Linked DNA regions of Homo sapiens: region 1 is linked to region 2. A link is a contact called in ENCODE Hi-C or POLR2A ChIA-PET data. All regions are on one chromosome and are shown on one strand. The core of a region is the stretch at or near the end of the contact, and the rest is flanking DNA. Distances in the headings are between cores, read along the strand shown.

The links. A loop is a pair of places that touch in the nucleus more often than their neighbours do. ChIA-PET counts read pairs that join two places held with the same protein, here RNA polymerase II (POLR2A). Pooled maps may share reads with other maps.
Region 1: a pooled map shows a loop between it and region 2 (4-fold over the local background). The contact joins two enhancer-like sites. A Hi-C loop is called at or near these places in 1 of 50 pooled maps. POLR2A ChIA-PET finds 5 or more read pairs at or near these places in 2 of 52 experiments (AG04450 and GM12878).

What each region holds. Positions count from the first base shown.
Region 1 is chr19:3,686,606-3,693,099 of GRCh38, reverse strand. All of the region lies in intron 1 of PIP5K1C (phosphatidylinositol-4-phosphate 5-kinase type 1 gamma), which reads left to right. Among named protein-coding and RNA genes, the nearest start is that of PIP5K1C, 11 kb to the left of the region's middle. RefSeq lists enhancers at 1,795-2,089, 3,702-3,781, 3,792-3,861 and silencers at 4,674-4,723, 4,744-4,953, 4,974-5,173. Within about 2 kb of position 5,244, at least 9 of the 41 ENCODE cell types and tissues checked have a DNase peak (open chromatin) inside an H3K27ac peak, as active enhancers do.
Region 2 is chr19:2,948,400-2,954,024 of GRCh38, reverse strand. No RefSeq gene overlaps it. Among named protein-coding and RNA genes, the nearest start is that of ZNF77, 6.2 kb to the right of the region's middle. RefSeq lists an enhancer at 3,381-3,450. Within about 2 kb of position 3,269, at least 32 of the 41 ENCODE cell types and tissues checked have a DNase peak (open chromatin) inside an H3K27ac peak, as active enhancers do.

The sequences.
Region 1 (6,494 bases), core at 3,995-6,494, 740 kb before region 2:
AGTGGGGCCAGGACATACAGACAGCAAAGAAAAGCAAAACACGCAACGCAGTGGACAAGTGCCACGGAGAAGAGCCGAGCAGAGGAGGGGAGAGAGTGGCGGCGGAGGTGCCCTCAAGGCTGGGGACTCGGGGGCCACACTTGAACAGAGATCCAGGGGAAGTGAGGGGGTTGTGGAAGTGTGGAGGGAGCTGTCTGGCAGAGGCACTGTGCAAAGGCTCTGGGGCAGGACCACGCCTGGTGTTTTAGAGGAACAGTGAGGAGGGGAGGGCAGGGAGGGGACGGGGCAGGGTGTGCAGGGCCTTGTGGGCTGCAGGGAGGACTTGGGCTTTGACCCCAAGGGAGGTGGGAGCCATGGAGGGCTGCGGGCAGAGGAGGGATGGGCGAGACTCAGGAGCTCACAGGCACCCCCTGGTGGCTGCTGTGGGGAGGACAGATGGGGTGAGGGCGGGACGTGGGCTAGGGGAACCAGGGCAGAGGGGACTGCACTGGCCCAGGTGGGCGAAGCTGGGGCTGGGCCAGGTGGGGACCATGAGCAGTGCGCCATCTGGGATGGATTTTGGAAGCAGAGCCAGCAGGACCTTTTGAAGGTTGAGTGTGGGGCTGAGGGGGGATTGAGTTTGAAATCAAGATTTTAGCCTGAGCCCTGGAAGGACAGAGCTGCCCTCAGCCAAGATGGATGCAGGAAGGGCAGCATGGGGGCCGCCGGGGCCCAGCATGGCCGAGCTGCGAGGGAGGCCCCAGGAGCCCCTGTAGGGAGCGTTGGGGGCCGTGGTGGGAGCCGGCAGTGGGACTGGGTGGGGCCGTCGGGACCCTGGTGGTGGCTGTGCTCAGTGGACGGTGTCTCTGTTCCATTGTGCTGTTGGCAGGAGGACAGCTGAGATGATTGGGTTCGGTTGCCCAGCCGCTCCGTGCCTCAGTTTCCTCATTTGGAAAGCAATGTCCCTTGAGGATTAGATGAGTCAATGCACACAAAAGGCTCAGAGCCGGCCCTGCCCATGGTGGGCGCCCAGGGAGTGGGGACAGGGACGTGAGCGGGCAGCTCCCACTGTGCACCCTTCCCGTGCGGTGCTTGGACTGGCCACGGTGCATGCGCTGACATGGGCGGGGCTGCTGGGGCAGGGAAAAGAGCCTGGGGTGGGAGCAGCTGCCTCGGGGCCTGTGCCTGTGGGCGCGTATGAGCCAGCCTGGCTTGGCGTCTGCTGCTAAAACAAACATCCCCACTCTCCCGGCCATCCCAGAGGCTCATTTCTCGCTTGTGTTGGGGGCTTTGGTGGTTTTGCTCCCCGATCTCTCAGATCCCAGGTTGACGGAGGTGCTGTCACCCCCAGTGCAGTAAAGGCTCTATGCTTCTGTAACCCAGAAAGGTGGTACGTGTATTCAGATGCACTCTGATTGGTTTAAATCAGGCCTGGTGAGGCCAAGAGAGCAGGAGGTGACTGCTATTGAAAAGCTCTTGTGTTACAGTTCCCGAGGCTTTGGTTGGAAGGGACGGGCCAGGCGGGGTAGATGGGCTGGGTGTGCCTAGGATGGGCTGGTTTGACTCCCGACTGTTTGCGGCTCTTGGCTGTTGGGGTGGTCCCTGTTCTGGGAGCTGGCCCTGGGGTGATTCAGGGCAGGGAACCTGGGCGTGGCGCGTGAGAGTTTGATCAGGTGCGTGGGCTCGCGGTTGGTTGCTCTGCACGTCACAGTGTGCTCGCAGGCGGGCCGTTTGCAACGTTTAGGAATCCGCTTACCCTGGAAGGGGCCGTCATCCCCAGATTAGCGAGGCCCCCAAGATGTCGTAAAATCCAGAAAACAAAACGCAGCATCAGCACTGTACCAGACCGGGCGCTCCGTGTTCCGGCAGCGGAGGACGCGTCCATCTCTCCCATCCTCAGCAGCCATATGGGTGCAAGGCGACTTCTTCCCTCACTGCGTCATTGCAGCGTATATTCGTCTTCTTGTGACTCAGAGAAAAAGTCCTTGTGGCTCTTCGCAGCATTTCCTCTTTGTTTTCTTGGAACTGCGTTTCCACAAGGGGAGCAGAGACCACTAGAGGCGAAGGGACTCGCCACACAGGAGCTCCCTCCCACTCCTCCCGACGGTCACCTGTGTTTCTATCAAGAGCTGGAAAATGGAGTGTCCCCACCAGGGAGACGGGGTCACCACCGAGGCTGGCTCTGAGCTGCCTCAGCTCCTGCAAGCTCCGTGGCCCCGACCTCCACCCTCCCCGGCCCATTTTCCTTGCACAGTTCCTTCTTGTAAGCACACACGTCAGGTTGAACTCTGACCTCATTTTCTGGGACCTGTATGATTGTGTCTTTCCCAGTCTACAGTTATCTGTCACCATTTTGTTGATTCGTAGGAGCTCTTTATTTGTTATGGCAGCTACTCATTTATTGGTGACACAAGTGCAGGTACTTCTTTGCCCATCTTCTCCTACGATGATTGTTAACGTCTGGCAGGTATTTTGGGGTTTATGTGGTCAAACTTATCACTCTTTCCTTTTCTGGTTTCCTAGTTTGGTGTCATGAATGGGAAAGTCTTCCTGTTCTGAGGTTATGATTAAATTCTGCTAAGACTTTTATAACTTAGCTTCTTTTTTGTTCACATTTCAATTCTTTTTTTTTTTTTTTAAGACAGGGTCTCGCTGTATCACCCAGGCTAGAGTTCAGTGACACGATTGTAGCTCACCGCAGCCTCGACCTCCTGGGTTCAAACCAGCCTCCCAACTAGCTGGGACTGCAGGTGTGCGCCACCATGCATAGCTAATTTTTCATCTTTTATGGAGACAGGGTCTTCCCATGTTGCCTGGGCTGGTCTCGAGCTCCTGGCCTCAAGTGATCCTCTTGCCTTGGCTTCTCGATGTGCTGGGGTTACAGGTGTGAGCCAGTGCGCCCAGCCTATTTCTGGACTTTTTATTCTGCTCCACTCCTCTGCCTTTACCTTCATGCTACAGCCATGTCTCGTCTTGAACAAATGATAACATGTTCACAGTTAAAAAAAAAAAAAGTAATCAGACTTGCAGTGAGTAAAAAGTGAGTCCCACCTCACCCTCTCCATCTCTGTGGAGATAATGACTGTCACCCCAGGTGTTTCTCTGGCCCATACACTTGGGGCTCAGATTATATTAGGCTATTAAAAATAGTTTATTTGGAAAGCTTTCCAGCCTATAGAAGGGGCAAGAATGCTACAGTGAAGACCTGTACAGCCCGCACAGAGATCCACCAGCTGCTAACGTTTTGCCATGTCTTTATCATTCTGTGTGTGGGGGGGGAGTGTACGTTAGTGTGTGCAAGTTTGTGTGTGTGAGAGTGCATGTGAGTTAGTGTGTGTGTGTTAGCGTGTGCGTGTGTGATTATGTCAGGCCATTTGCGTGTTGATTGCTGGCATGGTACCTCTCTGCCTGAAGCAGCCAGTTCCATTATTTGTGGTAGTTCTTTATTTTATTTTAATTATTTTATTTTTTTGAGACGGAGTTTTGCCCTCTCGTCCAGGCTGGAGTGCAGTGGCGCGATCTCAGCTCACCGAAACCTCTGTCTTCCGGTTTCAAGCAATTCTGCTGCCTCAGCCTCCCAAGTAGCTGGGATTACAGGCGCCCGCCACCACACCCGGCTAATTTTTGTATTTTTAGTAGAGACAGGGTTTCACCATGTTGGCCAGGTGGGTCTCGAACTCCTGACCTTGTGATCCAGCCACCTCAGCCTCCCAAAGTGCTGGGGTTACAGGCATGAGCCACTGCGCCAGGCCTGTTTGTGGTAGTTCCTTTGTGAAGCTGCTGCAGACACTTCAGGCGCACACTGAGCCCTGGCTCCAGGGGAAACCCAAGGTCGGGTTCCTGTGAGCCTCTGGGCATGATGTTTCCATCAGCCAGTCGATACGTGACCTTGTTGTATGTTCGTTTTTATTTCAAGGCGTGTTATTTTAGGGCTGGGTGCGGTGGCTCACACCTGTAATCCCAGCACTTTGGGAGGCTGAGGTGGGAGAATAACTGGATTACTGAGCCCAGGAGTTTGAGGCTGCAGTGAGCCGTGATTGCACCACTGCACTCCAGCCTGGGCGACAGAGTGAGATCCTAAGAAAATTTTAAAGACACCCGTGTTGTTGATTTATCCACAGGGAGCTCACAGACCATAGGCCGCGTGCGCCAAGCCCCCCCCACCCCCCAGCCCCATCCCGGGCACTCTCCCAGGCCCCCGCCCATTTGCAGGCTGTGTTGGGGACAAGGCTGGAAGGGGGACCGGGGGCATGTATTCGGCTGTGTGGGGGCTCAAAAACGGGGTGGGGGGCCATGGCGACGTGGGTGTGGGTCCCCCTCCCCCGGCCCACCAGCTCGGTGTGTCTCTCGCTCTCGTTCTCCCCCCACTCTCCTCTCTCTCTCTCTCTTTCCGCTCTCAGTCCTGTTTGAGCAAAGCTTCTCTCACTACGGGTTTCTCCATGGGGCTCATCCGGGTCTCTAGCCCTGAGGGACACGAAACCACCTGAGGACAATGCCTGGGGGGGCAATTTCAGCAGCAGAATCACCAGCAAAACCGCAAAAAACACACGCGGCTCTCAGTGGACCAGGGAAAGGCCAGGTGCTCACAGCAGGAGTTGAAACCAGGGGGCGAGGGTGGCCTCACCGGAGCTGCCTGGGGACGTGTGTGCCCCAGAGTCCTGGGGGTGCTGCCCTGGAAATAGCCTTCCGGTCTTCTAGATCCCTCCCCGCCCACAGCAGGGGGCCAGAGGCCGTCCCCCCCTCGCAGGTGAGGAACAGGAGCTCCTGCGGGCTCCCCTGCGGCACCCCGCTCTGTTTCCCACCACGGCCTAACCTCAGGCTCTGGAAGGAATTCCCTTCAGGGACACTGTACTCCCCGGAGGGACGCTGCGCCCCTGGAGGACAGGGACGCTGGGGAGCCAGCCGCGAGGGGCGTCCACCTCTGCTGTGCTGGAGACGGAGCGCGCAAGGAGGTGGGGACCACGCGCAGACCCTGGCTGCGGGAGCCTCAGCTCGGGGCCCATCAGGATCTCCCGCAGCCCGCACGGGCCGGGCTTCCCCCAGGGGCTGGCGTGTGCTCTGTGCACCCTGACCCATCCCGTCGGCCCCGCCACCTGCGGGCTGGCCACGCCCCACAGCCTCCTGCCCCGGCCCGCCCGGGAGCTTGGTGCTGAGAGTGGAGCCTCTTTCTCCCTGGACATTGGGGCCCTGGGAAACGACCCAACACCTCAGGGCCTGCGGAGTTCTGGATGCTCCGCCCGCCTGCGCAGAGCTTCCTGTTTACCGGCCTGGCTCCTGCCCGCCCACCTGCTGCGGGGAAAGCGATCACTCTATGCCCTGCGGGGAGCACCCGGCAGGGAGAAGGGAGAAGGGGCAAGGAAGAGGGGCGGCCTACTACTCGGGTGGACCCCAGGCTGTCCCTCCACCGTGCTGGGGTCCCCCAGGTGTACCCTCCCCTCCAGCCACCTCACCCCTTCCTTGCTGTGTCCCGCAGGTGTTCTGTGGTGTCCTCTGAGGGCCTGTGCGTGTGTGTGCGTGTATGCATGTGTGTATCTGCATGTGTGTGCGTGTGCATGTGTGTGCGTGTGCATGTGTGCATGTATGTGTGTGCGTGTGCATGTGTGCATGTATGTGCATGTGTGCGTGTATGTGCGTCTGTGTCCCCTTCCCACAGGCCCTCACCGCTCCCTGCACCTGTGGGTCCTTTCTTCCTTTCCTGCCCTGTTGGGACATATTCCTTATTGCACACTTGGACTTCTTTCTTAAATTCTTTTCTTTTTGAGACTGAGTCTCAGTCTGCCACCCAGGCTGGAGTGCAGTGGCGCAGTCTCGGCTCACTGCAACCTCCGCCTCCCAGGTTCAAGCAATTCTCCTATCTCAGCCTCCTGAGTAGCTGGGACTACAGGCATGTGCCACCATGCCTGGCTAATTTTTTTTGTTTTTGTTTTGAGTCGGAGTCTCACTCTTTTCACCCAGGCTGGAGTGCAGTGGCATGATCTCAGCCCACTGCAACGTCTGCCTCCCGGGTTCAAGCCAATCTTCTTCTTCAGCTTCCAGAGTAGCTGGGATTATAGGTGTGCACCACTATGCCCGGCTAATTTTTGTGTTTTTAGTAGGGACAGGGTTTTACCATGTTGGCCAGGCTGCTCTCGAACTGCCGACCTTAGGCTATCCACCTGCCTCGGCCTCCCAAAGTGCTGGGATTACCGGTGTGAGCCACTGCACCTGGCCTTGATCTGTTTTTTTCTTTGCTTGCTTATGCTTTTGGTGTTTATTTAAGAAATTGTTGCCTAATCCAAGGTCACAAAGATTTATTACCCCATTTTCTTAAGTAGTTTTATAGTTTTAGCTATTACATTCATTCCAGTTTGTAATTATTTTATTTTATTTTATTTTATTTTATTTTATTTATTTATTTATTTTGAGACGGAGTTTCGCTCCTGTTGCCCAGGCTGGAGTGCAATGGTGCGATCTCGGTTCACCACAAGCTCCACCTCCTGGGTTCAAGTGATTCTCCTGCCTCAGCCTCCTGAGTA
Region 2 (5,625 bases), core at 2,020-4,519:
CCATGTTGGCCAGGCTGCTCTCGAACTCCTGGCCTCAAGTGATCCTCCTGCCTCGGCCTCCCAAAGTGCTGGGATTACAAGTGTGAGCCACCGCGCCTGGCCAGGCTTTTGCATTTCTGACAACCAGATGGACACCCCTGGCCCATCCTGTGGCCTCCACCCAGAAGTGGACTCACGGCATGAGGGCCGTGTTCCACATCCCTATGATCCCATCCCCAACTAGCCAGCAGCACCTAGACCCTAGCCTCCTGACCACCAAACTATCTTCAAAAAACCCCTGAGTGGGTGCAGTGGCTCACGTCTGTAATCCCAGCACTTTGGGAGGCCAAGGCTGGTGGATCCCTTGAAGTCAGGAGTTCAAGACCAGCTTGGCCAATGTGGCAAAAACCCATCTCTACTAAAAGTACAAAAATTAGCCGGGCGTGGTGGCGGGTGCCTCTAATCCCAGCTACTCAGGAGGCTGAGGCAGGAGAATCACCTGAACTTGGGAGGCGGAGGTTGCAGTGAGCTGAGATCATGTCACTACACTCCATCCTGGGCGACAGAGCCTTCAGGGAGCTTGGTTTGAGTAATGACTCCGTTTCCTGCATGGCATAGCCAGCCTCAGGCCAACTAAACTCTTTTTACTGCAATGCCACGGTCTTTGTGAATCGATTTTGTTTGTGCAGTGAGCAGGGAGAACCTGTCCGGCAGCTACAACTGTTGCTGGTGGGCTGGGCAGGTTCTTGGCTTCACTGCACAAATAATTTGAGAGCAAGTCCAAAGTGTGAGTAAGCAAAGAAATTTATTGCAAAATGAAAGTACTCTCTAAGAGGCAGAGCAGACTATTCACAGGGAGAGGCAGCAGCTAGTGCCTTAAGATAAATTCCTTTTTGGGGGCTGTACGTACATAGTCAGAAAATACCGGTGAGGTCAGGTGTGCAAAGGTGGACCTACGGTTGGACTCAGCATCTGCCTGCTCTAACACACATTGCATGTATCAATAGCATACAAAATCTCCACCTAGGGGTGGGTTTTGTTTTCGTTTTTGTTTTTGTTTTCGAGAGTCTTACTCTGTCACACAGGATGGAGTGCAGTGGCACGATCTCGGCTCACAGCAACCTCCGCCTCCCGGGCTCAAGCATTTCTCCTGCCTCAGCCTCAGGTTTTTTTTTTTTAACTATTAAAATGAGGAAAATGTTGGCCCGGCGCTGTGGCTCACGCCACAGTAATCCCAAAGTAATCCCGACACTTTGGGAGGCTGAGGCGGGCAGATCACCTGAGGTCAGGTGTTTGAGACCAGCCTGGCCAACGTGGTGAAACCCCGTCTCTACTAAAAATACAAAAATTAGGCAGGTGTGTTGGCAAGTGCTGGTAGTCCCAGCTACTTAGGAGTTTGAGGCAGGAGAATCGCTTGGACCCAGGACTTGGAGGCTGCAGTGAGTCTTGATTGTTCCACTGTACTCCAGCGTTGGCAACAGAGTGGGATTCCATCTCAAAAAAATAAAATAAAATGAGGAAAAGTTTACTATTAGCTAAACCTTAACTCTAGCTGCACATGTGGGGCCTGGAAGAAGTCCCTGGCCCCTTTTAAGGCAGGAATTTTTTTTTTTTTTTTTTTGAGATGGAGTTTCACTCTTGTTGCCCAGGCTGGAGTGCAATGGCACGATCTCGGCTCACGGCAACTCCACCTCCTGGGTTCAAGCGATTCTCCTGCCTCAGCCTCCCAAGTAGCTGGGATTACAGGCATGTGCCACCAAGCCCAGCTAAGTTTTGTATTTTTAGTAGAGACAGGGTTTCACCGTGTTGGTCAGGCTGGTCTTGAACTTCCGACCTTAGATGGATCCACCCGCCTCAGCCTCCCAAAGTGCTGGGATTACAGGTGTGAGCCACCACACCCGGCCTTAGGCAGGAATTTGTAGCTAATAGCTTCTTGGGCTTTTTGGTGTTGATTGGCTGGAGATTGGGGAAGCTGATGAAGCCGATTCAGGAATAAGGGACTTTTGTTCTCTTTCGCTGGCAGTACCGGATATGAGGAATTTGTAACCCATCTGGCGGTCTGCTGGTATCCTTCAGGACTGCTTACCTTGTAAAAGAGATAGGTGCTCAGGCATGGGAATGCAAGGGATGCGGAGCCCGCTGGGTGTCACACAAGGGGACAAGTCAGGATGGCCTCCTAATCTTAGTTATGATGCCTCACAATGGAAGGCAAAGACCCCTGCATTTTTCCTGTGTCTAAACTCTAAAGCTAAGTTCTCCAACTCAGGGCCTGCAGGCCGGATGAAGCCCAGGATGGCTTTGAATGCACCCAACACAAATTCGTAAACTTTCTTAAAACATTATGAGATTATTGGCTGGGAGTGGTGGCTTACGCCTGTAATCCCAGCACTTGGGAGGCCGAGGCAGTCGGATCACGAGGTCAGGAGATCGAGACCATCCTGGCTAACACGGTGAAACCCCGTCTCTACTAAAAATACAAAAAATTAGCCGGGCTTGGTGGCGGGCGCCTGTAATCCCAGCTACTCGGGAGGCTGAGGCAGGAGAATGGCTTGAACCCGGGAGGCGGAGCTTGCAGTGAGCCGAGATCGCGCCACTGCACTCCAGCCTGGGCGACAGAGCGAGACTCCGTCTCAAAAAAAAAAAAAAAAAAAGAAAAAAAAAACATTATGAGATTATTTTGCAATTTTTGTCTTGTTTTAGCTCATCAGCTATAGTTAGTGTTCCTGTATTTTATGTGTGGCCCAAGACAATTATTCCAATGTGTCCCAGTGAAGCCAAAAGATTGGACACCTATGTCTAAAGCAACTAAAACAAAATATCCGCGAATTTGAAAATGTGAGCTACGTGGCCATCTAGTGGCCAGAAGGGAACATCACAACGCACTCATTAATAAGAAAAGCCACATGTAAATGCATAAAAATGACCTTATTTCTGGAAGAAATAACAGACATTCAAGGAAGAAAAATCCCAACAATGGGAATATCTTTGTGCAGGAGTATGTTATCACGAGGAATGTGTTGGCTGGAGGAAATGAGCATTTATTACTTATTTTAGCGTTTATTGTTTATCAGGGTAATTGGGCGTTGGAGGATTGCGCGAAAGACCACGCCCCCAACCTCGTCCCGGGACCTCGGTCTTGTTTTAGCCACGCCCCGGGGAGGATCCAGTACAAGCCACGCCCACAGCGCGATTCTGTCCCGAGACTTGCCCTCGAGGGGCGGATCTGCCAACAATGCCAATTATCTCCCAGACGGCGGAAACTAGCTTTTCCTGCTCAGCGATTGGACGACGTAGGTCGTCCCGCCTATCTTTGAGGCTCCACCAATCCCAAGCTCATTACTAGCCCACTTTTCAGCTCCCAGCCGCCCCGGAACCGGAAACGGAAGCATCCGTCTGTGACCCGCGGCGGCCGTCTCCCTCAGTGGCCGCAGCGCCTCCCGTGAGAGCGGTTTCTCCTCCTTGTACTGCTGGACCTGGCCCCGTATCTTCGTGGCAGAGGCCAAGCAAGGGGACTCCGATGCCGGGGCGTAGGGGGGTTTGGGTCAAAGGATGGGGGCAGAGTTCAAAGTGCAGGGGGCGGGCTCGTTTAATGGCGAAGTCCTGGCACCGCGCCCCAGGGAGGAGGCTCCGGAGGCCAGTGGAACCCCGCTAGACTTCAGGGGTCTTGGTTGGGGACGCGGGGCGTTTTGACCCCCTAGGCCTGAGGATCCTAGGCCTGAGTAACCCATCGGATTTGGAGGGAAGGGTGGGGTTTAGGTGAAATGTAAATACTGCGTGGTTTCCATTTGGCAAAGAGCAAGCTTGTAAAGGGGTCACCCTCGGGTCTGGGCTGCGAAGTGCAGCCGGGACCTGTTTCCTTGGGAACCACAAGATAAGACCGCTGTAGATTGTTATGTCCGGAAACCGCTTATCAGAGCCCTGCACCTGGGTTGGAAATGGAGACGGATTCTCTGTGTCCAAGAAAATCAGACCCTCCGGCCGGAAAAGGGAAGTTTATTCTTACTGATAAAATGTCAATCACTGTGTATGATTGTAATGGGCAAGGAAGGCATTTAGCGAGCTAGAAGACATTGATGGCTCAGAAAAAGGTGTCCTTGGCAAAAATACTGTTTTCTGTTAATTTTCCAACTGATACCATCTGGGTCTGTCCTCCCAGCCTGATGAATGTGTAGGCAGATACTTTCTCAGTCGGAGTTGATTTTTATTATCTTGATTGCTGCATCCTGTGCACAGAGGTTTTCTGCTCAGCTGGGCTTCATCCTGGGGTCCCAGTCCTGGCCCCAAGCCTTAATCAGCTCTCGGGTGATATTAGGCAAGTTGCCAAGCCCCTAAGTGCCTCAGTTTCCAGGTCTGTAAAATACATAACATTACCTGCATTTGTCAAATAGTGCTGTGTGTGGATTATTATTGGCAGCTCATCATCACCATTATCACCCTCCTGTAAACGTCTTGGACCCCTTAAGTGAAGACAGCAGGGTTACGGCGGATAAAATGATGGACTTCAGAGAAAAGACTCTAAGACCAAATAGAGTCTAAAGCAGTGATTATCAAAGAGGGGAGGAGAAATTTTACGCCCAGGGGACACTGGACAATGTCTGCAGACTTGGTTGTCACAACCGGGGATGGGGTTGGGGCGACTGGCATCCAGTGGATGAGGAGGTCTAGGGTGCTGCTCAACACCCTGCAATGAATAGCACGCCAGTCTTTTGGATTTGAGCCCACCTTAATCTCATTTTAATCGAATTGCCTCTTTAAAGGCCTATCTTCAAATACCTTCTGAGGTACTGTGGGTTAGGCCTTCACCTTACGGATTTGTGGGGACGCAATTCACCCGTTAACGCTATACATACACAAAAATTCATAGACTACACCTCAAAAGAAAAATTCAACATGACCATATAATACTATAAAATAAAAGAAGATGCAATACCTGGTTTGGGGTTGGATCTTCGGAGGACCAGCTGTAAAGACCATTTGGGGTATAATTGAAGGAAATACGATTATGGGCTAGGTATAAAGGAATGATTGTTAACTATCTAAAGTGCGAATATGAAGTGTGGACTTTTAGATAAAAATACAGATTTTTCTCTAAAATAGCATTTGGGAGGTGTTTAAGAGCAGAGTGTTACAGTGTCCTCAATTTACTTTTTTTTTTTTTTTTGAGACGGAGTCTCGAGCTGTCGCCCAGGCTGGAGTGCAGTGGTGTGATCTCGGCTCACTGCAGCCTCCACCTCCCGGGTTCAAGTGATTCTCCTGCCTCACCCTCCCGAGTAGCTGGGACTACAGGTGCCCGCCACCACACCCAGCTAATTTTTGTATTTTTAGTAGAGATGGGGTTTCACCATCTTGGCCAGGCTACTCTTGAACTCCTGACCTCGTGACCCGCCTGCCTCGGCCTCCCAAAGTGCTGGGATTACAGGCGTAAGCCACTGCCCCCAGCCACTCAATTGACTTTGAAATAATTCTTTTTTTTTTTTTTTTTTTGAGACAGAGTTTTGCTCTGTTGCCCAGGATAGAGTACAATGGCGTGATCTCAGCTCAACGCAAGCTCCGCCTCCTGGGTTCACGCCATTCTCCTGCCTCAGCCTTCCGAGTAGCTGGGACTACAGGCACTCGCCACCACGCCCAGCTGATTTTTTGTATTTT